Linked DNA regions of Homo sapiens: region 2 is linked to region 1. A link is a loop called in an ENCODE intact Hi-C map of the cell type or tissue named here. Cell type or tissue: natural killer cell. All regions are shown on one strand. Each heading gives the region's core, and the rest is flanking DNA. Links, peaks and the distances in the headings are about the cores only.

What was found. Peaks named below come from ENCODE experiments on the same cell type or tissue, not always from the same donor. Only the 100,000 strongest peaks of a DNase experiment are listed, where the experiment ranks them.
Region 2: a loop joins it to region 1, with 2.3 times the contacts of the local background. A loop is called at or near these places in 1 of 110 quality-filtered maps.

Annotation. Positions count from the first base shown.
Region 1 is chr5:146,786,702-146,801,978 of GRCh38, forward strand. The region is part of intron 2 of PPP2R2B (protein phosphatase 2 regulatory subunit Bbeta); the gene reads right to left. Among named protein-coding and RNA genes, the nearest start is that of PPP2R2B, 84 kb to the right of the region's middle. RefSeq lists enhancers at 2,027-2,728, 9,996-10,790. In natural killer cell, for the core only: no CTCF peak of the experiment used is centred there; no DNase peak of the experiment used is centred there; H3K27ac peaks cover 2,384 bases.
Region 2 is chr5:146,698,143-146,713,419 of GRCh38, forward strand. It overlaps PPP2R2B (protein phosphatase 2 regulatory subunit Bbeta), which reads right to left. Exons shown (of 10, transcript NM_181675.4): 3 at 2,903-3,000; 4 at 1-2. It also overlaps the pseudogene KRT8P48. Among named protein-coding and RNA genes, the nearest start is that of PPP2R2B-AS2, 140 kb to the left of the region's middle. In natural killer cell, for the core only: no CTCF peak of the experiment used is centred there; no DNase peak of the experiment used is centred there.

The sequences.
Region 1 (15,277 bases), core at 4,640-12,639:
CTCTCTGGCTCTCCCCACCTCCCAAACTGGTAGGGAAAAAAATGAAGACACATTTGGGTATGATGTAATCTAGCAAGTTCCTTTTTATTACAGATCAATCTTTAGAGAAAGATGAAGTTGCCTGAAAGCAATAAAAAGGTGAGGCCTGTAAAATTTTCTTTAATTCAATCATCTCAGGAAGCTTTTCTTTATAACGAAGCTAACAACAACTCTTGTTATCTATGCTTATAATAATTCCAGTCAAATGCATAAGGCTTTAGGGTTTATCTTGTTCATTTTTCATAATAAATCCCTATTTTACAGATAAAAAACTGAAGCATAGAGAGGTTAAGGATTTTCCTATGGCCATGTGGATCTTTAGTAGCAGATGTGGGATTTTAACTTTAGATTTGTCAAAAATCAAACACACACACAAAAATAGTGCTTACAACTGCCCTATTATTTTCCTTGCCATGGCCTTTGTTGAGGGTTGCAAACTCAGATGCCAGGCAGATAATCTCCATGAGGGGAGCAGGCTGGAAGGGAAATATGGCAACCTGGAATACTCCTACATGATCTACAGGGTGATCACTATTGGCCAACTCCAGCTAACTGTGGTCATGAAGGTTGTATGTACACACTGTGGCCACAGGATCAGATTTGTCAAGGGAAGATAGACGCATAGATTTTTTTAACATTTAAAAATTGTATGTTTTTCAAATGTTGGCAGCTCATTTAAAATATTTTAACTGGCTGAACAAAAGCCTTCTGTAGGGAGAGTTCAGATCTTGGGCCACCAGAGCTCTTCCTTCCTTTCCTCTCTTTTCTCTTCTCTCCTCTCCTCTCTTTTCTCCTCCCCTCTCGCCTCTCCCCTCTCCCTTCTCTCTTGTCTTCTCTTTCTTCTTGAGATGGAGTCTCACTGTGTCACCCAGGCTGGAGTGCAATGGGGTGATCTCAGCTCACTGCAACCTTCACCTCCCAGATTGAAGTGATTATCTTGCCTCAGCCTCCTGAGTACCTGGGACTACAGGCGCACACCACTATGCCTGGCTAAGTTTTGTATTTTTAGTAAAGATGGGGTTTCACCATGTTGGTCAGGCTAGTCTCGAACTCCTGACCTCAGGTGATCCACCCACCTCGGACTCCCAAAGTGCTGGGATTACAGGCGTGAGCCACCATGTCCAGCCTATTCTTTCTTTCTTTAGGCTCAAATCTTAACAGGTGTGATAATAACATGCTGCTTCAATGAAACACTGCATCTTTGGCTTTTAAATTTCTCTGTCTCTCTACTATAGTTAAGGAGTTGAGTGACAAACTGTCTTTCTCATGTCTGCTTTCGGAGGCAAAGTCAAAACTGAGCAGGCTTGGTGGAAGCCTGATTTTCCAGCTGGAAATGAGAATCCCTCCCTCTGCCTCCTCCATGCCGTTGTGTGAGCATTTGCGCAAGTTGCCTCCAGTTTTCTCATGTGGTTCGGATATATAGTGTCTTCTACTGAGTCTAGCTATATTTTGTCTTGGAGGAGGAAGAAAAATAAATCCATATTAGACTCCAAAAAATATAGCTTGGCTTCAATCTCCTCTGCCCAAATTTTGGGGATAATGGTAAATTCCACACTCACCAGCCACATTTTTTTTTTCTTTAGCACACCCTGGTTTAAAGAAAAAAAAAAAGGGAACAGTAACCTCCAAAGTAGGGAGGTTTAGGTTGGACAGAGCAACCTACAATCTTAACATTAAGTAATTTGGAAAATTACTTTAAAAATCTACGGTGGGGCTGGGCACAGTGGCTCACGCCTCCCAGCACGTTTGGGAGGCCGAGGTGGGCAGACCACCTGAGGCCAGGAGTTCAAGACCAGCCCAGCCAACAAGACGAAACCCCGTCGCTACTGAAAATACAAATATTAGCCAGGCGTGGTGGCACATGCCTGTAATCCCAGCTACTTGGGAGGCTGAGGCAAGAGAATCCCTTGAACCCAGGAGGCAGATGTTGCAGTGGTCCGAGATCGTGCATCATTGCATTTCAGCCTGGGTGACAGAGAAAGGCTCTATCTCAACAACACAACAACAAAAATTATGGTGAAGGGTACTCTTTAAATATAATCCTTTGGGTTACACTTAAACACTCTGCAACAACAGAAACAAAACTCTCTGCCTTGGGGTTTTGACTCACACAGACCTCTAAATTCATTCATCCCTCTCAGTTTCTTCCAGAGACCTTAGCATCAGCAAATCAATCTTGCTCACTGTTGTACCCCAGCACCTGGCACAAACATTGGTAAATATTTGTTGAATAAATGAATAAAATGAAAAAAGGGCTCAGATCAGTTGGGACCAAGATAACATCTATGCAGTGATTTATTCATTCAAATATGTTGGAATGAACTCAGGTCCCTAAGGAGCGTGCTCCAGGAACAAAAGGTGGCCACTGTTGAGATCACTGTGAGGCTTTTGTTTTGCTCTGTAGGGTGGAATCCGAGGGCAACAGCTGATTGTGTCTTGACAAAAGAGTAGGAAGGAGGATTTCTGAGTGAATATGTGGGTGGAAAGGCAAGAGAAAATAGCCAAAAACTTGGGGGGCAAATGGGTAAGACTTGGAAAAGAAAAAAGATGTTGGGTATGTGACATAACCCTTTCAGTCTCTCCATAAAACTTTCAGTAACATGTTCACTATCATCAATGATTTTAGAATCGAGTAACATGGTCAGTATTAATAATATAGCTATCACACATGCTTAACATAGAGAAGCAAATATAAATACAAAAATACAACAAAATCTCTGGAGCAGTCTCAGGTGAAACAGCCAAAGAAATAAAACCTTATACTTCAACATGAAAATCACTCAAAGGTACTTGGAAAACACTGTTGATTTACGCAAAGACATTTACTGAGCATTTACTATGGGCCTGGTGATGTTATGGCAAACGAGACAGTCACGGGCATGGTCCCTGCCCTCAAGGAGAGAGAGGCAATACATCTAAGAAATAGGACTGTATCAGTGATGGGGGCTCTGAAGGGAATAAAGAGGAGGTGGTATAAGATAATGATAATGGATTGGATTTAATATTAAATAGGTGGTCAGGGCTGACCTCTCTGAGGAGTGACAACTGAGCCTAAATGTGAAGGATAAAAAGAGGCCAGACATAAGAATGTCTGTGGATAAACCTTTCCAAGAAGAAAAAAGAGAGATGTGCAAATGGCCGGATGTAGCAGATGGTCAGGCAGGCAGGGGCCAGATCAGGGAGACAGAGAACATAACTAGGTCTGCAAGGATAATGGGTAGAGGGGCAAAGTCTCAGGGAAGTTGACTGAAATGCAGAGGTAAAATGTAATCACAACACAAGGGCCTTGACATGCCCCATCTCTGGGGGAAATGTTCTCAAACACTAGCCCTCCAGGGGGCAGGAAATAATGTAGTCTAGTTAATTGCCCTTCGGGACTGCTCTGTGTATGAATGTAAAACTAGGGATTATCCAGCCCCAGATGCAAATGAAAAGGGCACAGTGGGTCACTGGTTTTCCTGAAGACTCTTCTCACTTGAGATAGAAGTGAAAATGCCAATTACCCTCATTTCTGTGGAAGGGAACTGGGAGAGGAGAAACACCAGAGAATTGTGCTTCCGATTGGCTTGAAAATCATAACAACCACCCCAAAATTAAGAGAACAGGAAAAAAGCCCTTTGCTCTTGGGACCTTAAGTGATTAGAAAGAGTTGTTATTTGGCTGATTTTCACACTTCATTAGCATATGCATGATTTAATGAGGGAACATGCTGGGGGGTTGGCACGGGTGAGGGCAGCTCTTTCTACCCACAGACTAGAAACTGGGGCAGTAGCATTGGGAGCGCTTAATTACGCCAGCAAGGCAACAGAGATCAGTGCACAAAGGGGGATGAGCATATGATGGGGACTTGGAACAAGTACAGAAAGATACCCCAATGTCTGTCTTCACCTCTGAGCACACCTGCACTGAGCCATAAGGCAGCATTGCCTAATATCCCTCCCAAGGATAAATCCACCTGTGATAAACCTCACACTCTCCTTCTCTTGCCTCAGACACCTAGATTTTCTTCTCTGAAAATCCTACAATGGCAGGAAGAGTGAAGCATTATATTATGATTGTCCACATTCCATTTAGCATTGAAGAGAGGAGGAAGAAAGTGGGACAGTGTTTTGGGGACAGAATAAAATGAACTCTTGAGGAACAGTCAGACCTTCACATTTTGATTCTGAACTATACTAGAGTAGATACACAAGTGGAGCAGAAAGGACAAAAGTCACAACGAATGCTGCAAATCGGTCAATGTTTAGGCTTTCTTTTTCTCCATTCAAAACACCCCAAAGGAAGATGAAAAAGAAGAAAAGGCAAAGAGAGACTACCTGCAAAGGAAGGACTCAACTATGCCCAGTCACCTATCTTTTAGGACCTGTTTCTCTTCTTGTGTCCTTTGGAAGGACATATATATAACACAAAAAGTAAGGAGTAGAATGGTGCGGGTCTTTTTGAAAAGTGGCAGGGAATTTTACAACTGTCACACCATATCTTACATTAGCACCACGTTCAATGTCATGTAACTATCATACTGCTATATCTTAGTCCATTGGTCTATTCTGAGATATTTTGCCAATCTTTTTCTGCTTCTTATAACTCTTCAGTGTCGATCCCCCCTTTTTCTATTAAGAAAATATTATTTTTCATTTTTCAGCCCAATCTGCTGTGTGTATGTGTGTGTGGTGTGTGCACGTGTGCGTGTGCGTCTGTACAGCTTACAGGTCTGAGCTAATCGGCATATTCCCTGCCCCTGGCAACAGTGATTGGTTCAGGCATTAAAAAAAAATCCAACTTGGACCAATGAGAGTTAGGTCCAGATTTTCACTGCTACATTGAGAAGATTCCAACATATTACTTTTACTCTCTTCACACTCACTCCTCAAAGCTCTCCAAACATGTCAAACATTTTCATACCTCTGTGCTTTTGCAGATGCTATTCCACTTCTTGAATGAATGAAGAAATCCATCAGTTCTTCCATATGTTATTTTGGCTTGAATCCCCAAACCTTATGCTACCATATTTAATTTAATAAGCACACACTCACTACTATTTATTATACCAGACCACTGGCTGTCTCCCAGCAACCCATTCTTTTCTTCTTCTGCCAATAATCCCCTGACTTTCCCTTTTCTTATCCTCAAGTAAAATTTGAGAGGTGCTGATTCCTCCCGCCACATGAGAGTGAGGCCCTAATTGGCCTAATTCATCAGGTATTCCATCTTACTGAATATAGGGAATAGATTTAGGGATAAGCACAGAATCCAAACAGAGCTAATGAGATGTTAGGAGATGTTTCCTAAGGATTTAAGGAGATGTGGAACCCTGCACTATGGCAGACAATTTTCTACCACAAAGAGGCTGGAACAGCTGCTGGGTCTACATAGAAAGCAGAGGACAGAGACTATTGAACCCGGGTAACATAGCTAGGCTCTAGATCAAGCCTTACTCAAAACTAGTGTTCTTTAGATCTTTTAAGGTGTGTGTGCCTAATTTTTGATTAAGCAAACTTTTAGTAGGATTTTTTAGCCTGTTTAACCAAAAAATTACTGGCCAATACAGTGACAAAATGTTAAATAGTTCAAGAGCCCAGCCAAAAACCTGTGGGAAATTATAAACTATCTTCTGAGTCAATGCCACATTGTTCATGCATTCATCCATTCAACATGTAGTTGACCACCACTTACTATATGCCAAGTACTGTCCTAGGATGTTGGGGGTATAACAATGAACAAAACAAACAAGTGTCCTTTTGGAACACAGATTCTGGTGGAGGGAGATATGTAACAAACAATAAATAAGTAAGGTATGTAGTATGTTAGAAGGTGACTATGGGAAAGCAGAATAGGTTAATGCAGATCAGAAAGACTAAAGGTGCAAGGGGACTTCAATTTCAAATAGGTACTCAAGAAAGGCTTCATTGAAAAGGCAACACTTAAAGCCTTGAAGAAGTAAGGAAATTGGCTATGCAGATGTCTGGAAGAAGAGCAGCCCAGGTAGAAGAAACTGCCAATGTTAAGGCCTTCCAGACTGGGGAGTTCAAGCAGCAGCAAGAAGGCTACGGGACAGGCAGAAAGCAGTAGGAAGTGAGGTTAGAGAATAAACCGAAGGACAGATGATGTAGGGTCTTGCAGGCCATCATAAGGGCCCTTTTTTACACTGGGTGAGGTGGGGAGTCATTGAAAGATTTTGAACAGAAGAGTGACATGATCTGACCTAATTTTTTATAGGAATCAATATGGCTACTGTGTGGAGAAGAGATTTGGGGGTCAGTGGTAAAAGTGGAAGCAGGGAACTGCTACAACAAAGTATGTTAGATACTTGCTTGCATCAGCACGGTAGCAGTGGAAGTGATGAAAAAAGATTAGATTCTGGGTAGATTTTAAAAATAGAGCCAATATGATTTTCTGATGCATTGCATGTGGAGTGTGAATAAAGAATGACTGCAAGGTTTTTGGCCTGAAGAACTAGAAGGATGAAGTTGTTATCAACTGAGGAAGGGACAGTTGTAGGTGAAAAAGGTTTGTTCAGGAGATGATCAGAAGTTCAGTCGGAAATATTAAGTCTGCGATATTTTATTAGACATCCAAATAGAAATTTTGAAGCAGCAGTTGCATAAGAAAATATGGAATTCAGGACTGGACTAAAAACATGAATTTGGGAGTTGCTGACATATAGATACTATTTCAAGTCACAAGAGTAGATGAAATAATAAAGGGAGAATTGTACATAACAGTGGATCCAAGTACTAATTCATTTAAGTCACTTATTTAATCCCTATAACCTTGTTAAGTCAGTTATTTTTATCCTAATTTTATAATTAAGGAAATCGAGGCTCATGGATATTAAGATCACACAACAGCTTGGCCAAGAGCATATATGCTCACCTGTGTATAAAGACATAAATAGCTGAGCTGGGACTGAAACCCAGGCAGTCTGACTCTAGAGTCTGTGTTCCTGTCACCCAATATTGCTGCCTATTCCCAAGTGGAATTTTTAAATCAGCTGATACATGTTTAGGGTTAGAAATAACGAGAATATAAAGGACCTAAGTGTGGGCAACAGAGCCAAAAGAATTCAGTTCCCTGTCTCTAGGGTTATACTGAGCTGCAACTACAATGCTGAGACAAAGGTAAGGGCTGAGGTATCTAAACACAGGGAGACCAGTTTGCTCAGTGGTCCCCACACTTAGTCAAATTCACTAGATGCAGCTTTCTAGGTGACCATGCCTAGACATTGATTCAGTAGATATTGAGTAGAGCTCAGAAATTTCATTTTGACACATATCTCAGGAAATTCTGAACACTTTTTGAGAAATGCTATTATAGAAAATAGACTTAGTTTGACTCTGTCCAATAACTCTCCATTCCCAAAGACCAATAAAACTGGCCTTTATCTTAACTTCACAAGTAGGATTGTGACTGAAGAAAGATATCTGTACATGGCTAATGACTACAGCTTAGCTTGAAAAAATAGTTTGATACTCTTTATGAAGGTCTTCAGTCTTCTTTTGTCAATCATAATCAATTTCCTACTTGAACTGAAATTGATCTTTTATTTAGTCATGTTAGTAAATAAAATAACCTTGAACTTTGCAGAGCAAATGGTAGGTTTGCACTAATTACTCATTAAAAGTGTGTGAGAAATTTACATCTTTCATTTGTCAGTGGAGACCCAAGCTTATTCAGATAACTTTACCTAATGATAGTTGCAATCAAAGTGTAATAGCTTTTAACTTATGCTAACAAGTGACTGTACTTACAATAAACTGCCACAGCAGAGCTATAAATAAAATGGGTTGCTATGAATGCCCACTTCCTTTTTAGTTCTGACTAAATAGACAAGTACAGAGCTTCTCAGAAATGCGCATATAACTCCAATAATTCTACAGTTGAGTAAGCCCAGAAAAACATGGAAAAAAGAGCTGATATTTGCTTGAATCAAAGGTAACTGCACAAATGATTTCCTTCAATACCAAATGCCATTACCAACTGTTTGCACATCCTATTGCTTTATGTTTTTACTTAGGGTTTTGAAAACAGCCCTTATGAATTGTCTCTATTTTAGTGATATGACTAATCATATTAATATGGTGCAGTTTTATTTTAAGAATTTTTCCAGAACCACTGACTCATCCAATTTATTGGTTCCACTGGGAGGCAATCAAATGGGACTGGACTAATTTCTAAAACAGGAAAATCAAGACAATGAATAGTGGTGTCTTCCTCCTGCCCCCTATTTTTTTTGTGCAAAATGAAAATATGGGGGCAAAGGAGAAATAATTTCTTAATCACATTATATTAAATACTTACATAGTAATTTAGTGTAGTGATTAAGAAAATGGGTTCTTAGTTGCAATGGTCATAAGCAGGTTATCAGTTTCTTTATCTATAAAATGGGGCTGGTGAAAGTACCCACCTCATAAGGACTGTTAAGGAGATTAGATAGGCTCCCACTTCTGACTATATATCCAAAGGAAATAAAATCACTATCTTGAAGAGACATGTAAACTTCCATATTAATTGCAGCATTATTCACAATAGATAAGATATAGAAACAACTTAAGTGTCTATCAACAGATTAATTAATAAAGAAAATGTGGTATACATGCAAAACAAATATTATTCAGCCTTAAAAAAGGAAACCCTCCCATTTGTGACCACATGGAAGAACCTAATACATTACGCCAAATGAAATGAACCACACACAGAAAGACAATACTGCATGATCTCACTTATATGGGAAATCTAAAAAAGTTGAACTCATAGAAACAGAGTAGAAGGGTGATTACCAGGGGTTGAGGAGTGAGGTATTGGGGAGCTGTTGGCCTAATAAATTCCAGAGACCTAATATACAACATGGTGACTACAGTTAGTAATGTGTTATATACTTGAAATTTGCTAAGAGTAGATGTTATTCTCATCACATATGCATAAAACAAAACAGAAAAAACCACAAAACATAAGCATGTGAGGTGATAGATAATTAGCTTGATTGTGGACTCATTTCACTAGGTATAGTATATCAAAACGTCAGGTTGTGCAACTTAAATACAAACTGTTTTGTCAATTACATCTCAAAGCTGAAAAAGTCAATTTGCATGACTAAAAAACAGAAGATTCGATGGAATAACGCACATAAAATGACCAGCGTAGTATCTGGCACATGATAAAAATTCTTTGTCATCATTAGTGACTATCATTTTTATCTATGCACATTTTTATCTATGCTCAACTGGGTATAAACATGCCTGCATATAGACTATCCCTACGTTTTGTCACTATTGAACTCAGCTGCCTAGTTACTGCCTAATAAGCATCTCTGTTTCACCTCTTCCACTGTAGGCATTCAGTGTGTTTTGCTGCTGACTCAAACAATGGTACACCAACAGAAAACACCCATATAAAAATGTCATTGCAATGATATGACATCTGAGGAGGATTTTAAAATGCAGAAGCATCTTGTTCTTATCCAATTGGGCAATGAAAAAAACCAATGAGAATCTTCATGATAGGTCCACGTATGCTCCCATACGTCCAAGTGTATACATATCTGTTCCTCGAGTCATCACAAACAGAAGTCATCACAAAGGACAGAGTGAGCAGAACTTAAAACCACCCACCTGGCCTATGTGCAATGCACTTTTTACCAAGTGATAAGTTTAAGTTATTATGAGATAGAACACCACTTCCGTGGCATCTGACTGCTCTAGTAGCTACAAATGGCAAACATTCTTCTTCTTTTAATTTACACTCAGAGTGCCCACAATGTGCCATATACTGTGCCAAGGGCCCTGGGGAAAGGTAAGGCAAATAAGGCAAAATCTCTGAGCTAAAGATAAGCCACAGAATATACTATTTCTCCAACAAATACCTAGCAGAGGACCTGGCTCATAATTGATGATTAATAAGGATTTGCTGAATGAACAAATGTACAATTTGGGAAGTCCTATTTACAAACCTAGGGTAGAAAAGGAAACTAATCAAGCCAAATTTAGGAAGTCTCTGTTCCCAGTTACCACTGCCAAAAACCATTATTTGTTTTGTAGCTTCTAAGTCTGGCCAGGAAGCACATGTTTTTTCTTAGTTAGGCCATTGATTCTTAGTGAGTACCATCACCTTGTGATTATTGCTACTAATTAAGGTCCACTCTGAACTTTTATAGTAGTGAGAGTGACTTAATATACCACCATTGGCAATGAGAAGAATCAGCTTGATTTCACCAGCCTGTAACTCCATCCCATAAGTTCTCCACCTTTTAAGGTGGAAGTAGTAAATCAGCTAAACTCTTCCAAAAGTTTTGGGAGTTGACCCTTTGTTAGCTCTCAACGTTCCCACTGTGTTCTCACAGCATGAAAGTGCTCCACCATGATCCATACAATAACAGGCACTGTTCCACTGAAATCAACAGAATAAAGGGCTCTTACATACCCCTTTTCAGCTATTATTTGTAGTGTGACTACAATCATGCTTTAGCTTTCAAGACACTCAAGAACTTAAGGATGCACCATCTGTGGATTCTTGTCATCACATAAAGCAAATAATTGCTTTTTAAAAAATCCATGCCACTATTGCTAATTTTTTCATTTCCACAAGCTACCCTGCTAAACAACCTCTGGGTATTTACATAGCATATTTGATTATGCAGTGGTTTTGTGTGTACTGAACATTATACAGTGAGTCCATGTATCCTGAACTCACCATCTGGATTTTTCAAACCAACTTGCCTGCTTTCTTTTATTTTTAGCAGGAGGATGATAACACCCATCTTTCTGGCCTCTGGAGGGATTAATACTCACAAAAGCTGTAAAGCTGAAAGACTCTGCATCTGTGCTGAATATGATATAACAAGGTATATTTGTAACCTCGTGCTTAAAGAGACCTATCTACTGGGCATCTCCGACTACCAGCAGCTAAGCACATTATTGTCATCAAATGGTATTTATTGAACATGCAGTAACTGTCTGGTGAGCTCCAAATTAATGGGGGACTCCTGAGAACCTAATTTTAAAACATTATCTCCCTCTTTGTTATCTGTATTTGTTTGTTTCAGAGCCTGACATGTTAATTGGGGCTCAGGACTCCAACGCACAACTGCAATTTTCCTTTTGAAAGCAAGAAAGCGGCTGCCTAAAGACAGCTGGCTTAGCTCCTGGAGTTCAGAGGTTGGCAGGGAGCTGTGCAGCCACAAGTGCCAGTAAGTGCCATGAATACGGCAGAAAACTGGAGCTTGTCTCAGGTACAGGCTGAGAAATAGACAAACAAACCGTCAATCTCCTTTCAGAGTCTCCCTTCCCATAACTACTCCATCCGAGACAGGCATTTGTCTTATTTTTAGTCTCCTCCTCAGGAGCTTTCCATTTTTATCCCTAGTATCTTTGGGGACTTGGTGAGTCTGGTTTTGAGCCTCTAATTGGCTTTTACCCTCTAATTCTTTTTCATTCACCCAGAAGGCAAATTGGCCCTTTCCTTGTCTACTTTATCCCAATTTCTTTCACTCGGTTGCCTCATTTTGTTTTTCATCTTCCAAGGAGACTTACCCTCTTCTCTCCTCTCACGTATCACTGGAGATCTGTCAAGCCTGCCTTAACCCTGACTTCCTTAACCTTCCCCTGATGAAGGCTTCCCCAGCTGGTAATTTATTTCTCTAATCCACAGCTTCCACAGTACTTGGTTTGGATTTTCTCTGTAATACATTCTAAGATGATTTATACCCATTGATAGGCATATGCAGAAGATAAATCTTCACACACCATACAGCACTCACCAGCATACTGAGCCTAGAGCAGGAGCTTAAATTATTCTTAGACAAATGAATGCTATCATTTAAATATTATAAGTACTTTACAAAAAGAATGTTTTACCAATGATAAAATCAACACCTAACATAATCTAACAGTGCATTAACACTGAGAACAAACAAAATTATCAACAGTAGCAACTAATATTGACTCAGCACTTAAGAATGCTCTAGGCACATAGCGAGATGCTTTGCTTGGATTATCTCTTTGAATCCTATCAATAACTTGATGAGGTAGGCACTAATATTATAGAAGGGAATTGTAGCTTCAGGAATTAACTTTCTCCAGGGTATACAGCTAACAAATAGTAGATCTGGGAATCAGGTCCATGTCTGTCTGACCTCAGAATTTGCTATCTTAGCCACTTCACTTCTGTCTTCTTTTTCCTTGTGAGCCTGTTTAAAGGGATCTAGTCAGGCTCAACCAGAGTGACTTTGAGAATTTATAAAACCATATATATAAAAATAGGTGACAGATACACTGAATACTCCGAGGTGACTTTTTAATTTCTGTAGAAAATATCCTCTGATTCCCATTCCGGGGCAGCCAGAACAAAGCAATGGCCAAAGAAAGTTTACTTACTCCCCAGTTCTTAGATGGAGTTATGATTTCTTCACTAAACAATGAGGAGGCCAACCTAGGTTCTTAGAGCAAATCTTGTTTTCTAGCGATGAACATATTTCTCCTTGTCTTTGACTTAGATGTTATTTGCACTAGCCTAATTTAAATTGTTAACACAGTACAAATTTTAACAGAAAGACAGAAAGAGAATGAATATGAAAGATTTGGGCTGCTGCTGGTGATAGTGGGGAGCTCTATTTACTTTTGGTTAAATGCCAGTGCTGTAAGAGTCCAAGGTCAGTAAAAGAGGTGTGAAACCAATTAGGGTTTCTCAGCTTCTGGCTGCTGGAAGATATGCATATTGCACACCCAAAATATACAGTTTTGTAAGGAGGTATCGACAGGCTACAGTCACTCTGCCATGCTGCACAATGGCATGGTGCCAATCTAGCCTGAGACAACACATGTCCACTCATGAGTTTTGGGTTAAAAGTGCTGCAACCCAAAAGAACAGAGGTGAACAAAAGAGATTCAGCAAGACTGGGAATGAAGCATGAATCACAGATAGAGGAGATCACCATCAAAAGCTTAGGAAAAAATCTGCCAAAGCTATATAGCTCTCTGCTAATGACTATGATTGTAATTTCTGCATATTTTAACAGATGTTCTGTTTATAAAACTGCAAACGAATTTAGGGGTTATGAGTAAAGCCAGGAGGCCCTGGAGATGTTTCTTTGTATGATTAACTGACCACAGGCCATTTGTTTTACAACAAAGATGCACAATGATCCATAGTCCATGATTTATACCAGCCCATGTATACTAACGGCTGATGTCTCCATGGTACTTCTCATTAGCATCAGAAGAGGGATTGCAGGGAAACAGATTATGGGAATTGCTCTCCCATTGCTCAACACGATAGTTCATTAGTGGGTGTGGAATCGATCTGAAAAAAAACCTAAGACGATAATCATAAGCTGAAATTTGAATTATTATAACAATTAAGGAAGTCAATTCAATCATGAAAGAAATAATATGGATTTTTATAGCTCTAGGTCCATGCATCTTGATAATTGGAAATGAGAGGATTTTCTGTAATTTCCAAATAAAAGATAAATATAAATAAAAGATAATAATAATAAACATAATATTACTGACTTGTACTGATTACCTATCTATGGATCAAGCATTCTGGTGGGTAATTTATATAAATTATCTCACTTCATCCTCACAACTGTGTATTGTAAGGATCCCCGGGTACTGGTACCAGAATGGCATCAAGGTTAGGGGCATCCCAGGCTGCTGGCTATTTCTTTTCCTCCTCAAGACCCTTCTTCTTGGAGGGCACTCTCTAATGCTGTCTCTACCAAATTAATTTTCTCTGCTTCCTCATAGCCACTGCTGCCTCATTACTTCACAGCTCAGACTTGCTCTCATAGTCTCATTTCACCTTAAGTTCTCAGAGCTAAATACCCTGATGGTATTTTTTTCTGGTCTCAACTCCCAAGAGAAGAAATCTGATAGACTCAGCTAATTTTTTTTGGGGGGTGGGGGGGTGGACTAGGTCACATAAAAAGTCATAAGCCCATCTATCGATTGGTTACCTTTCTGTACTCCTGCCCTTCGGTCTAATCAGCTGTGCTTGGATGGGGTAGGAATGACTAGGGGTTCAAAATAGGGGGGCTCTCCAAGGAAGTGAAATCAGGATCTCCAAGAGAGATCCACATTCTCATGCTCATTGCAACACCATTCCCAATAGCCAGATATGGAAGCAACCTAAATGTCTGTCAACAGATGAATGGATGAAGAAAATGTGGGGTATGTGTACATACACACACACACACACACACACACACACATATACACACATGTATATATATGTGTGTATACACTGGGATATCATTCAGCCTTTAAAAGGAAGGAAATCCTGGCATTTACAACAACATGGATGAACCTGGAGGACATTATGCAAAGTGAAATAAGTCAGATGCAGAATGACAAATATTGCATGATCTCACTTATATGTGGAATCTAAAATAGCTAAACATAAAAACAGAGTAGGATAGCAGTTACCAGGGCCTGAGGGGGTGGGGAAGGAGAACATGTTGGTTAAGGGGTACAAAGCTTCAGTTATACAAAATGAATAATTTCTGAAGATCTGATGTACAGCAATGTGACTATAGTTAACATTATTGTATTGTAGACTTGAAATTTGCTAAAAGGGCAGATATTAAGTGTTCTTGCCATATATACACAGAAAAAGAGGCAACTATGTGAGGTGATATATATGTTAATTTGACTGTGGCTAATATTTTATGACACATACATCAAATCAAGTTGTATACCTTAAATATACACAATTTTAACTGTCAAATATACAATAAAACTAGAAAAAGAATAGGGCCCCTTTATAACCTTTTAAGTGGAGACTGGAGCACAGAAGATGCCCTTGGATGGGGAAATCACCATCAGTAAATACAGTTCATGCTGAGGGTGATGGGAAGATACAGGCTGTGGGGTCAGGCCGCCTGCCTCTGCCTCTTATTGGCTGTAGGACCTTAGGCACTTATGTTAAAAGACTGAGCTTTATTCACTCACCCATAAAATGGAAATATTACAATTACCTACTTAATAAGGGTGCTATGAGAGTGAAAGGGATGTACAAATGCTTAGCACAGTGCCTGGTGCAGAATCCCCACTTAATAAATGCTGGCTATTATCATAATCCCGTTAATACATTTTATTAATAACAAATTATAATTGCAATAACAACTTCTCCAGAGCTAAGCCCAAATTCGAAGATGAGTTAGTGCTCCAAGTGGCCCCACTTAACCATGCTGGAATGAAAGGGAGGAGCAGCTGCATGTGTCTGTCATTCAAATCAATGGGGT
Region 2 (15,277 bases), core at 2,372-10,371, 91 kb before region 1:
CTCTGTAGGAAAGGAAAAAAATACACAACAGATTAAATCACAGTAGCCAACTGTAAAACTCGCCAACTCCCTTTTTTTTCCAGCAGTCATTGGGGGTGGGATGAGGGCAGGGCCATGAGGATGAGGGCAGGGCCATGATAGTCACTAGCACCTCTGAAAAAAAAAAAAAAAAAAAATATATATATATATATATATATATATATATATATACACACACATATAATTATACACATGAACTTCTGTACTATCATATAGTATACATAATACATACATAGAAATATTAAAATAGAACAAAATTTTAAAATCAATATAAATAGAAGTTCTAATATTTTCTTTTTGCATCCTAACAGATGCTGCAGTCACCCTTTGGAGTGAGTCATCCCACAGTGGCATTCGTAAATACTTACATCGACCCCTTAAAGAGAGTACAAAATTGTAGCATCTATGACTTTCATTGGCCTTTTAAGATCTCACCTGATTCTCATGAAATCTCTGAGGTAGGGTGGGGCAAGGAAATGGACAAAAGAGGCTCAGATATTAAATGACTTTCCCTAGGTCTCACAGCTCATAAGGAGCAGATTTGGGCATCAGATATGCCCCTGCTCCTTTTTTTTTTTTTTCTTTCCAACATGAGTGACAAAGCAGACAGGAGCTCAGGGATGCTACCTGCATCATTAAGGAATGATGAGACTTTACCTCTTGGCTTTCCTCTAGCGCTGATTATGCAATGAGCAAACAGCAGGGACTACATACATGATGAGAGAATTAAACACAAGGGCAAGGGTCTGCAGAAACAGGAAGAAAAAGAAGAAAGGAAGAGAGGAGAAAAAAAACAGGATGTGAAAGAAAGAAGAAGAAGAGGAGGAAAGTGGAAAGGGAAGTTTTATTTCAGATATTTTAGGTCCTTATTACCAAGAGCTTCAAGAAGCAGGCTTTGAAAAACTCAAAAATTCAAATATGAGTCTTATTAAACATTTGTTATAAAAGCTTGACTCTTAATAAAAGGGTTAATTTCCAAATGTATATTTCTAGGTGGATATAAAATATCCAAACCCAAATCTCAACTTACTGACCAGTGAGAGTGCTGAACCCTGGGTGTGTAATGTATTTGTGCAGACTCTCTGGGTGTGTGCCTCCTGAGAATTCACTCCTGGAGCTCACTCACTGAAGTCAAAAGCAGGTCTGCCCTAGATGATGTCACATGGGTTTGTTTCTCGGATTTAGTGCTCATTTTAATCCCAAGACTGGCCACAAAGCTTAACGCTTAACTGCAGGTTCTTTATCCTCACTGACATTTATTTTTTATTGAACAAAACTACCCTGCTTTAGAAAATGTGTCCCCCATCATTCTACGAATGAATCAGGCTTCCCAAATATTTCACTAAATTAAAATAGGTGAAACCTATAAATAGCTAATGGAAAATGTAGAGCAGAATATTACTGGCAACATGCTGCCTTGGGTAATTTATGCTAAATAGCTCCTCCGGTTCCTCTTTATCATCACTGCGAACTTAATTGGTTTTTTTTTTTTTTTTTTTTTTTAAGAAAAAGCTGGAAAAGGAGGTTTGAAAATGAGTGTTCAAAAGACTTTAAATGCTGACATACTTGGTACTATCCTGCTCATTTGCAGAGAGAGCCAGTCCACCTTAACAATACATTTATAAGAGTGTTGATTTGCTACCATCCAAATCAGACTGTCAAGTGTGTGTAGTATGTGCCAGACCAATTAGCACTAGGCAGCTCTGGAAAAGCAGGAAAAATTCCAGGTCATGAAGAGCTATTAGTTTCTACTTGCCAACCACATTTTCGTGTTTCCAGGGCCAATGGAATAGGCTGGATGCCTGATTTAATGCTGAACACTTGAATTTATATGGAACCCCGAGGGATTACGATGCCCTTATAGAAATTAATTGCAAATAATGTGCAATTACTAAATATATCACCTCTAAATGAGGCTTTCCTTTTTTGAGGGGAGGTGTACTGCAAGTGGCTTTGAGGCACAAAGCAGGCTTTAAATTGCTAGGGAAGTCTCTTGTGAAACCTTCCTCTCACACTGGGCCTCTCTCATGCTTCCCGAGTGCCCGGTGAATCTCAGAGGCAGGCAGTGGCAGATGGGAGAGCTACTAGAACACAGACTGGCCTGCTGGAAGCTCGAAGACCATGCCAGGGGAGGCCAAGGAAATCAAATTGGGCCATAATTCCATTTTGACAAACAGAAGCAGACACCAAAAACCTCAATTTATATGAAAAAGAGAAACAATTCCTAGTGAAACCCATGTCTCAGGAAGAAATGGGTTTATGAGAGTTACTGGAAGTTAGAACTCCTGCTCAGAAATGGTCCTATATGTAGCACTCAGCTCCAGGGCCCTCTGTGTCACCTACAGTGATACTGTGATGTGTGTCATAAGCTTTACTCAGACGCTAGTTTGTGGCCTTTTACCCCCTTAGGTGAGGTAAGCTATCATTTTCTTCTCTGCTGTCCCAAGTTGTCCTCTTCACATCTGTTGGCAAATAAACTATGTTTTTTTCCTCCTGCATATTCTGGCACACCTGAAATCAAGGGAGACTGAATTTCAATGGCTCTATGACAGATCCCATTGAAAAAGGAGGAGTTACGCTCAACAAGCACCCATGGAATTTTGCAGGTCAGGCGAGAAGTGAAGTTGTTTTGCAGGTGTAACATCCAGGCGTAGAAAGATAAGGCCATGCCCAGAAAAGGCTCTCTTTTACAGGGCTTTTATGAGTCTGAATGTATAACAGTTGATGTTAATGACTTTTTTGGCAGTTTTTAGTTTTCGAGCAAAGCAGCAAGGTTAAGGGCGACACATAAGGATTAAGGAACAGTAGGAGGCCTCCTTTAAAAAGTGAAGAAAATGGGCATTTTGCATTCACCACCACTTACCTCCTGCTCTCGTTGAAATATTACAACCCGACCCCCCTTGTCCCCTGTCGCTAGTAATTCTCCCGTGTGGTTGAATTCTACCGTAGAGATAATGTCAGCTGCAAAGAAGAAGACAAAGGCAATTTAAGTAACTGCACACTTACTTTGAAAGGATAGATAATAGATATACTTTTCTGTGCATTTAAGGGCTTAGGGCTTTGTCTCTGCAGTGGAATTTACAAGGATGTTATGTTCTGGGTTTTAAATGCCACCAGAAGTGGCACTTGGGAAGTAAATTTCCTAGATGCCCACACTGCACAGTGGTCTCCTGGAACATCTGGAGAGAATAAAAGGGAAAAACACATTTATACCCTTTTAAGGAAGAGAAAATTAACTTCATGATGGCTGAAGGAAATGGCTATTTTCTTTGATGATTTCTACCAACCACAGACCCTTCGTGCATCCACGGCCTTTACACCAAGAATCTTCCCCACACAGGCTTCAGTTCTGGCTATTCAAATCAGGGCTGGGGGCTGTGATGAAGCAGGGTTAGGATGCTTGAAGCTTAGACATGGAAAATGGAGGAACAGAGCACAAAGAAATCATTGGGAAAACTCTGCCAGTCGATAATTCAAGGAAGGAACTGACGAATGCTCCAGCTTGGCCCGTGCCCCTTCTTTTTTTGTGAGCCCAACACATCCTTCTGGAAGAGCATGACTTATTTCAACCCCAGGAGAAGGGTGCTGAGAAAACAAGGTCATAAGGGCAGAGAAGTGAGGGCAATTTGTACTCTGTATTTCTAATCAGAGAAAATGCACAGGCACCAGGAACTCAGATCACAGATAATTGCTGAAGGAATGCCAGCCTGCCAAGTCTTTCTTCTATGCTGGTTACCCCTGGAGGAACATGGACAGGTAAATTACCTATGATTGGATTTATTAGGGCTATTTTTAGAAAAATGTCAGAGGTTAATTCCCCCACAATTATTCCCCTGCAGGGCTCCAACAATTGCTACCAAGAGTGCAAATGAGTTAAAAAAAAAAAAAAAAAAAGAGGCAGGGGAATTATGACTATGGCCTTTGACAGGAACATTCTGAAGATAATGTCTAGGTAAGGAAAGCAAAGGGGAAACAGTGAGGTGGAAAACTAAGGCAATTACCCCTGAGTAATTCTGATCTCAAATCTTACTTTTATATCATTATTTCAGGATTTTCTTTGTATGCCTGATTTATTCAGGTAAGTAGTGTAAAATTCTCCACTTCACATATAACTGTTCTTTTCCATGTATGAAAAGGCTCCTTATGGTCATTCATTGTGCAGAAGTTAACAAAAATAAGGCATAAACCTTGGTCACTTTCAAGCTAGACACATTTAAAAGAACAATTCTTGATTTCTTGTTTTGACTTCTTAGATAATTGACCTCCTAGATAGCAAATACAAAGGCCTGCAGGGCCACAAAGTAACATAGGTGAACTAGAAGGACTATGTATGTCTCCTTTAAAGGGGCAAGAGGCTATTCAGCTTAAGCTGATTGGGGCCATGATTGCCTGTATTGCCATGTATTGCCTGATGTTCTCATTGTTTAAATATATATAGGAAGCTGGAAATCAGGACTTTTATGCAAAAATCTCTTAAAGTTTATACATTGGCAAGTATTTTTTCCAATGCCATGAGAATGAAAAAGTTAATCATATCTGTGGGCTGAATGTGGTTTGTGGGTTATCAGTTTATGACTTCTAATGTACAGAGTCTTCATTTGGAATAGGCTATCTCATTCCAATACTGATGCTCTTAACTAGAAATCTAGTTCATTTTCTCGAGAAGACTCCAGTGAATACTACCTTAAGGAAACACAAAATAAGCAATATGGTTACTAAGTTCCAGATGTAAGTTTAGAAGGTCCATTTATGTAACCAATGCCCATGAATTGAGAAGAAAGTCCAGCCAGTGAGAAAGCCAGACACCTCAAGTGAGTTATTTGACCACTTTCCTTTGTTACAGTTTGCCCATCTTAGCAAACTACTCCCATGTTTAGACGAGAGAAGGCATCTACTTAACATTTGCAGTTGCTTCAGATTGCCCTGCTTGAAAGTACCAGTGCTAAGTTACACTTCTAACATTAACCACTGCTTCTGGCTTTTCAATGAATGGTTAGCAAAGGGTTATTCATGGGGCTTCCAAATTTGGGTACAGCCTAAAGCGGGCATGTCTATTGCTTTTCACTTTTTGTCTTTGGTCAGGTACAAAGGCTGGTCCAGTTCAAGGCTCTTGAACTGCTCAAATACAAACATTTCTCAGAAAGAAAGAGTAGCAGGAAATAATGAGAGGGTGGTGGGAGCCAGGCCTGAGGTTTACAATGCCTGGCTCTTGTCTCAGAGCTACGTTCTAAAGTTCTGCTTACATGCAGTCTATGCCCTTTCACTGGACAGTGATTAATGCAGAACACTAGAGTTCTGGGTGGGCTGCAAGGGCCTTACAATGAGAACTAAAGATGGGCCTTTCCTTTTGGTGAAGTTGGGTATCAGAAGAGAGTTAAGTAGCTTTTCCCAGTGTGAGCTCTTGGCTCAGTTGCCAAGAAGATATTACTCCAAGGGCAACACTTGCTTTCCCAGGGGATGACACATACATTTTCCTTCTTCCTAGACTCTGAAAATGTCTTTACTCTCACTTTAAGACCCATGCAAGTCAAAACAAGGCAGGATTCAAGTGGAAGTCAAAGTCACATGATTTAAGCCAGTATTATTAGAATTCTGCATTATGGAGTATTAGGCATGGTCCCAGGTAATACAAATATTTCCTTTGTTTTCCAAGTGTTATTATTTTGCAATGCTATGTCTCCCTCAAGAACCTTGTAAGAGAAAGGGTGATTTGCATGGCAGGATTCTGAAATTCCTTAGCCCTCTTGCAGAGTCCTTACCTTTATTTTAATTCTACTAGCCAGCTGCTCTGTACATGAACCTGTTTATATCATGCTATTGTCTACTTCCCTTCAGAGAATAAGCCGTGGCAGCTCAAGTTAATACTTGTTTTGAACTTTCATGTTTCCTGACTCATTTATCATTGCTAAGCCAGTAGGTGTAACTGGAATACTTTACTGCCCCATCCATCTCTGCATATCTTCATCTATGACTGTTTAATAATTGATGCAAAACTCATGAATCATTATACATTCCAATTTCAAGATACTGAAACTTCTGATACAAATACTCTTGTGTTTGCAGCATGCTCTTTGGTAAGGCAGTTTAAACTGGAAAATATACTGCTCAAGACAAAATAATTTTGTGATATGGTAAGAGGATGTAGTAATAAGGTAGCAAGTTTAGAGATAATAACGTCATTTGAAATCATGATCCACAGAAATCAATTCATCAAGTTCAACATGGCTTTCACCTTTAAATTGTAAGTTTATATGACAATTCCACATTTCATTAACTGCTCAGCCTAATCATGCTGTTGATCAAGAAACTACAAACTTGAGCATTTTTCCTCTGTTGTATATAGATGTGGATAAAGTACACAATGACTAAAAACAAAAGCCAGAAACAGCTAGAAAGGTCAGATGTAGTTAAAGTGATTTTTAAAGGAAACCCTGGGTAGTGTGAAGTTTGCCTTGCTCCAAATCTATTTGTGCTGATTTAATTTCCACAAGATGGTGGCCTGGTAACCCCATTTCTAGCTCAATAGGCACTATTAAGGCTGAGTTTATTATTTTTTTTTTAAATCAATCTCAGCATCCTACAAAAGTTCTAGACTGGTAATTTCATACATAAAGTATTATTTACCTGAATAATAGATATTGACTTAACAATGATACGCATGTGAGGCTAATGATTGTGAGGCTTACGGAAACAGAGGAATCTCCTAGTTCATCCCTAGTCTCTTGCAGTATCATGCTAGGCTGGAGTCTATGCAATGCCAGAGAATTGAGTTGAGGCAGGCACCTGGATTATTAGGTGATATACAACTCACATAGGAGGGTGACTGTTTTGATAAAATGGAGACTCAGTTTAGACTTAGGATCTAAACTCAAAGTCTACAGATGGAATATCTTACTGACCAGGTCACTAGCACTGACCTCTCAACATCAATCATAGAGATGGAAATGCAAGGGTAATGCAATTTAGTTTTCAGAGCCCATTAAATGTTTTATCTTTCATCTAAGAAACATTTGGTAGATAATATCATAAAGTCATTTACCCTACTTGCATCAGCTGACTAGTTCTGCCTACTCAATACCTGGCTTTATTTCTGATGACTGGATTGGGTTTTGGTAGTTTTCGCCTTCAGCTAAGATAAGAACAGAAAATATATTTCATAGTGAATGATAATGGTGAAATGATCATAGTTACCAGGTTTGTGTTGAGAAGGTTTTGCGGGGTCACTTCTAGGCTGGGGTGCCATGATTAATGGGTAATGAATCTGGGTGGGTGGTGGGGGAGGTAGGATGTGTATCATTTGTCATCCCAGCACAGAGGCTTCTAGCTAGACTGGCAATGACTACTTTGTGGATCATTAAACAAACGGGATTCTTAGGTGTCCTGATGGGAATTACAGTTGTTCCTCCCATCCATATAAAACTGTGGTCTCCTTCTTGGGTCCTGGATCACGGTCCAAAGTCAGCATCCATTTTCTCTGATAAGGTTTACTTTACCAAAGTAACTTACCAAGTTTTGGTAACTGAAATAGTGCATTTGAGCATATTTTCCACAAATAGGGGGTTGGGGAGGGGATAGGAAAAAAGTCTGGTTATGGCCAAACCCAAATACTCCTACTGGGATTATGCCAAGATGACCTTGTTGAAAGATGTTAATATGTCATAAAATTTAGAAAATAATCAGTCAATAAAACAGTTTATGTCAAATGATTGCAATTTTGTCAAAGTGTTTTCATTTCAGAATATATCTTTTCTCTTTTTTTTTTTTTTGGCAGAGCTAGCTGAGGTTTTATTTTGGACAGAAAAACAAAACAAAACAAAACAAAAAACAATTGAATTGTTTTGTGGCTGGAGGCATGGGCAAGGGGCGGGGGTCCCCAGGCAGTGAACTCCCCCGCGGGTGGGCTGAGGGCTAGGGCTGAGCCTCAGGTAAGTCTCCTGTTCCCTGTGCTTCCTTGCACAGCAGCCTCCCTCCTAGGCTTTGGGGCAGCCGTAGGAGGGGCAGGCTGGGAGGGGCTGCCGCAGCTGTTCACTTGAGCAGGAAATCAGAGGACACCAGCTTCCCATCTCGGGTCTTGATCTTCTTCACAACCATGGCCCTGGTGGAGCTGGTGCGGCTGAAGGAGCTGGAACCTGCGCCAGAGCGAGAGCTGGAGCTCAGGCCGTAGCTGAGGCCAGAGCCTGTGAGGCCCCCATAGGCCAAGCTCACACCACCTGCATAGCCGCTGGTGGTCTTCGTATGGATACTCATGTTCTCCATCTTCCAGCAGCTTCCTGTAGGTGGCGATCTCGATGTCCAGGGTCAGCTTGATGTTCATCAGCTTCTGGTAGGCACGCAGCTGCCGCGCCATGTCCTACTTGGTCTGCTGAAGGGCGGCCTCCAGCTCGGACAGCTTAGCGTTGGCATCCTTAATGACCAGCTCCCTGCGCTGCTCCGCATCTGCGATGCCGGCCTCCAGGGAAATCCTCCCGCCTTTGAGGCCCTCAGTCTCAGCCTGGAGCCAGCTGATGTTCCGGTTCATCTCAGAGATCTCAGTCTTTGTAAGACGCAGGTCTTCCCAGCCAGCGTCTGCAGCTCCTCATACTTGATCTGATACATGCTCTCGGCCTCAGCCCGACTGCGGTTGGCGATCTCCTCGTACTGTACCTTGACCTCAGCGATGATGCTGTCCGTGTCCAGGGAGCGGCTGTTGTCAATGGACAGCACCACAGACGTGTCCGAGATCTGGGACTGCAGCTCCCGGATCTCCTCTTCATACAGCTGCCTGAGGAAGTTGATATCGTCAGCCCTTCCAGGCAAGACTCCAGCTCTACCTCGTTAATGTAAGCTTCATCCACATCCTTCTTGATGAGGACAAATTCATTCTCCGTCTCTGTACTCTTATTGATCTCATCCTCATAGTTGTTCTTGAAGTCCTCCACCAGCCCCTGCGTGTTGCCAAGCTCCGCCTCCAGCTTCAGCTTCTCCTGGCCCAGAGTCTCCAGCTGCCGCCTAAGGCTGTTGATGTAGCTCTCGAATATGTTGTCCATGTTGCTCCCAGCCGTCTTCTGCTGCTGCAGGAGGCTCCACTTGGTCTCCAGCATCTTGTTCTGCTGCTCCAGGAACCGTACCTTGTCGACGAAGGAGGCAAACTTGTTGTTGAAGGTCTTGATCTGCTCCTTCTCCTGGGTGCACACAGCATGGATGTTGGGGTTCACCTTCAGGTTAAGGGGGTTCAGCAGGCTCTGGTTGACTGGGACGGCAGTGATGCCTCCCATGCCACTGGCCCCACCATAGGCCACCCCGGAAGCTGCTGCTGCCCACTCAGGAGAAGCTCAAGGAGCTGATGCAGACACCAGGCCCACTCGTGTAGGAGCAGCTGCAGAAGGCCCGGGTGCCAGAGGTGGACACCTTGTAGGACTTCTGCACCCTGATGGACATGGTGGAGGCAGGAGTGGAGGCAGGCGGGCTGAACCAGGCGGAGATTCCAGAAGGAGTGGAGAAGCTGCTTCTTGGTAGAATATATCTTTTCTAACAGGTAAAGCAATATGTACACTTACAGAAACTTCTGTTAATGACAAGGTGGCACTTAAAATATAAAACTAAGTTTCCTTTACAATCTGACTCTCCTACAAGTAATTGTTAATGACTACACATACCCACACACTCTCTCTCTATAGACAAAAGTTTATCAGAGAGAATCCAAAATTGTACTTTTTGGTGTAGAACGTACATAATTTATTTTCTTATGGTCTTTTTCTAAATCTTCGGTATTTTCTATATTTTGCCATAACCATAAATACTTGAACAATTTTTAACTTGTAAACAATTTTAATTTGTTTTCAAACTGAATGAAAGATTTTAGCACTCATCTCAGCAGCTTTAAAACTTTTTAAAAATTTAAAATTTATATATAGGCTGGGCACGGTGGCTCACGCCTATAATCTCAGCACTTTGGGAGGCTGAGGCAGGTGGATCCCTTGAGCTCAGGAGTTCGAGACCAGGCTGGGCAGCATGGTGAAACACCATTTCTACCAAAAATAAAAAAAATTAGCTCGGCATGGTGGTGTATGTCTGTGGTCCCAGCTACTTGGGAGGCTGAGGTGGGAGGATCACTTGAGCCTGGGAGGCAGAGGTTGCAGTGAGCCGAGATCATGCCACTGCACTCACACCTGGGCGACAGAGCCAGACTTGGTCTCAAAAAAAAAAAAAACACTGTATATCTGTATATCTATGTATGTGTGTGTGTATGTGTGTGTGTGTGTGTGTGTGTGTGTGTGTGTAAAATTCACTTTTTGTGGCATCCAGTTCTAAAGGTTTTGACAAATGCATAGAGATATGTATCCATAACCACTATCATGATATAGAACAATTCCATTGACCCCAGAAAGTTCCTTCATACTGCTCTTTTTAGTGGACAATTCTTCCAAAAGAAGTAAAATTATGGGAATAAAATGAACTGATAGATATAAGAGCTTGTAAGAGTTAAAAATGCTGTGTAGATACAGTGTCTCTATTGATATGACTCAACTTGATTTGGCACCAATAATTATTTTCTTAGTACACAGAGTCAAAGATTTTTTTTAATCTTTCTGTCTAGATGTTATTACTATTTGGGATTCTGTTTGGATGGTATGGAGCTAAAAAAAATTCATCAATACACTTTTGCCAACCTGCATCCAAGCTACGTTATCCATGAAGTATTCTACCTTTTCACCTATGCCCTTGTCTAAATGGAACTATGTTTGAGTTCCTGATTCAGTAGCGTTACCTTCTTAACTTGACACTGCTTCTCACACTCATTTAGTTTGGTACTAAAGACAGAAGTAGTAAATACACAGTTCTGATTACACATGCCACATGCTTGCTATCCTTGACCTACTGTGTGTAATACGTTCTGTTTGATCCAGAATTGTTTCCTCTGTCATCCAATCAGTGTCTAGTATTTGGATACTGAATATTCTTCCTTTCATTTAATTAATTCTGTGCATACTGGTTTTATCTTCAACCTGGTGCTGGTTTACCTCTTAGATGAAAGAATACAGATAGAAGGGTCCAATAGCTCCAAGTCCCAAGCTCTTATCACAATGGCTGTTTCCTACTTAACCATAAGTGCAGTATTAAAAAATGGGCACTGCTTAAATGTCAGTCTGACCCTGTAGATCAAGCCCATTAATGGCATGTGTTATGTCATGGCAGATACTCTTGGTTGGCTACTCCTACTCAGAATCTTTCTTCCTTGCCTGCCTCCTACTGTCCCACTGTAGAGGCTGGAAAACCCACATACTTGCTTTTTAGCCTCCCTTGTGGCTAGGGGTAATTGTGTGACCCAGATCTGGCCAATGAGGCATACAGGAAAGTCTACTGGGGAAGCAGGAGCGGGACAGAGATTCTGGGAAAGAGTTTTCTTCCCTGAATAAAAGGAAGTAAGTGAGGGAAGGCCTTCTGACCGGACTCTTCATTGCTTCCTGCCTTTGTTTGTAATTAAATGTGTTCATAATACGTGGGGCTGTGGCAGCCATCATGTGACCATGAGGTAATAAGCCTATGGACTTTAAAAGGCTAAGAAGCTGAGTATGACAGATGGGAGAATGGGACAATATCTTTGATGACACTGTTGAACAACTAAAACCTACCTTAAGACAGCCTATGTCTGAAATTGTTAAACCCTGTGGTTTAAGCTACTGTTAGTAAGTTTTCTGTTATATTCATCTAAATTCATGCTACTATACATGTCTTTCCATCTTTGTTTTCCTTATAGCACTTTGCACAGGGCCAGGTTATTAATGCATGTTGAGTTGGAAACTCCCTTGCCTTACAACATATTTGCACAAACTCTCACATGCACATTTCCACTTTACTCTACCACACAACCAATTTTCCTTCCCACTTGCTTGATTCCTAGTATTAAGATGATTTGTGTTTTTCCTCCTTCCCCTGCTGTGGAGATGGTGTATTATTTTTCAACCATTCAGATATGAAAGCAGCTTACTGGGATAGAATGCCAACCCCAATTTATTCATGGTGTTCATTGTAAAATTATGACTTCAGAGGGACCTAGCCACACCCTCTTTAGGAGCCAAGCTTTCCCTGCTAATATGCAGGAAGCCCACCATGCTTGCTGAGCTGTGAAAATCCAGATGGTGGGAAGCAGGTGAGTAATGAATGCCATGCTGTTCCCCTTAAAATGCACACAGCTTCCCCAGGCTGACCAAATCTCCAACACTAAACAGGTTTGAATCAACCCAAGGACATGTGGGTTGATAAAGATTGCCTTTTATTCAAAACAAGTTCCTGCAACATAGAAGCCTAGAAGATAAAATTTTCCCATAGTTGGAACAAAACTTGCCTAAAGGGCAAAGGAGTCTTAAAAATTATAAGTCTCTGAGTACAGAAAAATCCAGTGGGAAATTGATAGCAGTCCAGACTTGCCTACATGCCTGTGTGGTTTACAGTGGAATCTGCTGTCAAGGTGTTTACCATCTGTCACCCAATTTTTCAAAAAGCAGAGGAGTAATTAACTGCTCAGGCAATACAAACTCTGTCAATCATTCAGATCTATTATCCGCACAACATGGGACATCTATGGCTGACCCCAAAGTCAGCAGGACTCCAGGTCCAAAATGAGAAAGTTCTCACATCTGTGGGGGAATGGGAGTTCTTGGGCAGGCCCTGTGCTACCTGCTACCCAAACACACATATTATGGCATCTGGCACATGTTTGGTCAGAAATTTTGCTTTGCCAGATGTTCTGAAGTCAGTAAGACATGGTATCCACTTTGTGGAAGCTAAAATTCCCCATATTTTGGGACTGGCTCAGGTATCACTTCCTTAAGAAGCCCTGTGTGACTTCTTTTAAGCCCAACACAGCTCCCTTTATTATGCAGCCTCATTGCTCCCCATACTTTGCCTTTATAAGTTATCACCACTAATCATTAGCATTTATCACAATGATATTAGAATCATTTATATGCCTGTTTCAGTCTCTTCATTGTAAACTTCACAAGGAACTTGTTCACCACTAAACCCTCAGTGCCTAGCTGAGTCTCTTAGTATATAACAGATGCTTCTCAATCTTTTTTTTTCTATGCTCACAAGTCATCAAGCAATCAATCTTTTTTCTTTAATGGATCACTGAATGGGCACTGAAGAGAGCCAATACCAAAGTGGACCAACATATAGAGAATGGATAACCCTAAACAAAGTATCAATAATCAAAATATGTATGCTGGGTAGATGTAAACATTTACTTAAGATGTGAAGCAAGAAAAAGTTCTCATTTGGAATAGTGAGTGTTTGATGATTTTAGAATGAGATACATTGCTCAATAAATAATAGATCTTGTCCTAAAAAGCCTTTGCAGCACTGTCAGGGATTCAGGGTCCTATGAATAACAGGAAGAGAAAGCAGATGGGTTGGGGGAGAGAGGATGTCCAGGTAGGGTCCTACTTGGGAGAGGGCATGGAGGTGGTAATAAGAAAGCCAAAGTGGATGAGCAAATACATCTGAGATGAAAGGACTCGATTTAATGAATGCCTATTATGTGCATGTCACTGGGCTGGGTACCAGAGATATAGTAATAAACAAACACTACTGGTACTTGCCCTTGTGAAACTCTCAGTTAGAGGACTGGGAGGTAATGGGAGGTTGGGATACAAGTACAATGTTGGGGAAAGGTTGTTCAAAGATTCTGATCATAGAGATTTTTAAGTCAAAGAATTTTTTTTTTCCTAGAGGGAAGCAGAAGTCCTTATCAGAACTCAAGGAAACACATCTCAGCCATATCCTTGCATGCAATAAATCTCTTTTATTTCTCTAAAGGACAAATTGAACACTAAATACAATGCATATTTTTGTTAAACTGTAGGTGGGCCTAAAGAAATGAATGAAGAATATGATAGGCAAGGATTTGATTTTTTCCTCCTAAAACATGAGGTCCCGATGTCAAACAAAATAAATATGTTGCTAATAGTTCACAAGGTATTATTATGTTACGATGGTTTTTCAAGGGTCTTAGCAAATAAAATGGAAAGTATTAGAAACAAGCGTGCCAGTTATAATACCATGAATCACTTAGTATTTTTTCTCTTTCTCCCTCCCTCCTTCTAGTTTCTGGCTAGGAGTTGTGGTATTTTGAAGAATATTATAAAGTATGCTCTCTTTTGGATAATATGCATATTTTAAAGCACTGAATGCAATACTGTACACACAGTAGGTAAGAGTAAAATACAGAATGAATAAACTAGTGTTGATTTTCATCAGCAGCAGGACCCAATCTTTAATAAATATTCATCAGGATAAAGGCAGTATAGTAAATACTTACTGCTTTTATCTATCCACTGAAAATCGGATATTTAGAAAATCTATTATATTTGACTTCATGGTCATGTAGCAGTTTAGATAACAATGAATAATATTAAAACTAGAAAAGTCAGGAAAGATTTAATGTTAATAGGACATAAGGGTGATCTGGTTGCAACATCTGTCACCCCACTGATCACCAGGGTTGATTTGGCTGATCCGGATGGCTAGGCAGGTGTCTCCTTCCTCCCTCACCACTCTGTGCATCCCTCCCAGAGCTGCACAATGGGTTGAAGAGCATGATCATCCCCAATAGAGGAGGACTGGTCTTCGGTCAAGGGTATATGAGTAGCTGTGTTCCCCTGCTAGAATCTCCAAACAACGTCTCAAGATTTAGGGTTAATTAATTCATTCATTGACCCATTTATTCACTCAACAAATGTACATTGAACACACCAACTACGTGTAAAGTACTATTCCAGATATTAAAGAAAGATCAATTAAAAATAGATAAGATATCTGTCCTCATGCATCTTACATTCTAGTTGTGGAGAAAAGAAAATCATCAATGAACATATTAAATTACATTGTATGTTATGTACTAAGGAAAACAAATAGAGCTGAGTAAGATGAACAGGACTGGCATTTTCAGGGAGGCTGCAATTTCAATAGGGTGGTTGTGACAGACTTCATGGGGGAGACTTGAAGGAGTGGAGGCGTTCACGATGCAGGTATCTGTAGGAAGAGTGTTCCAAAGAGATGAAACTGACAATGGAAAGACCCTAAGAGGGAAATGAACATGTGTTAAGGGATCAGTGTGCCTAGAGCAGAACAAACAAGGGGTAAATAGGTAGGAGAAATGGGAGGTTCACATGATATAGAGTCTTGTATAACACAGCAAGGACTCTCTTACTAAAAGTGAAATGGGCACAACAATGTGAATGTATTTGATGCCACCAAA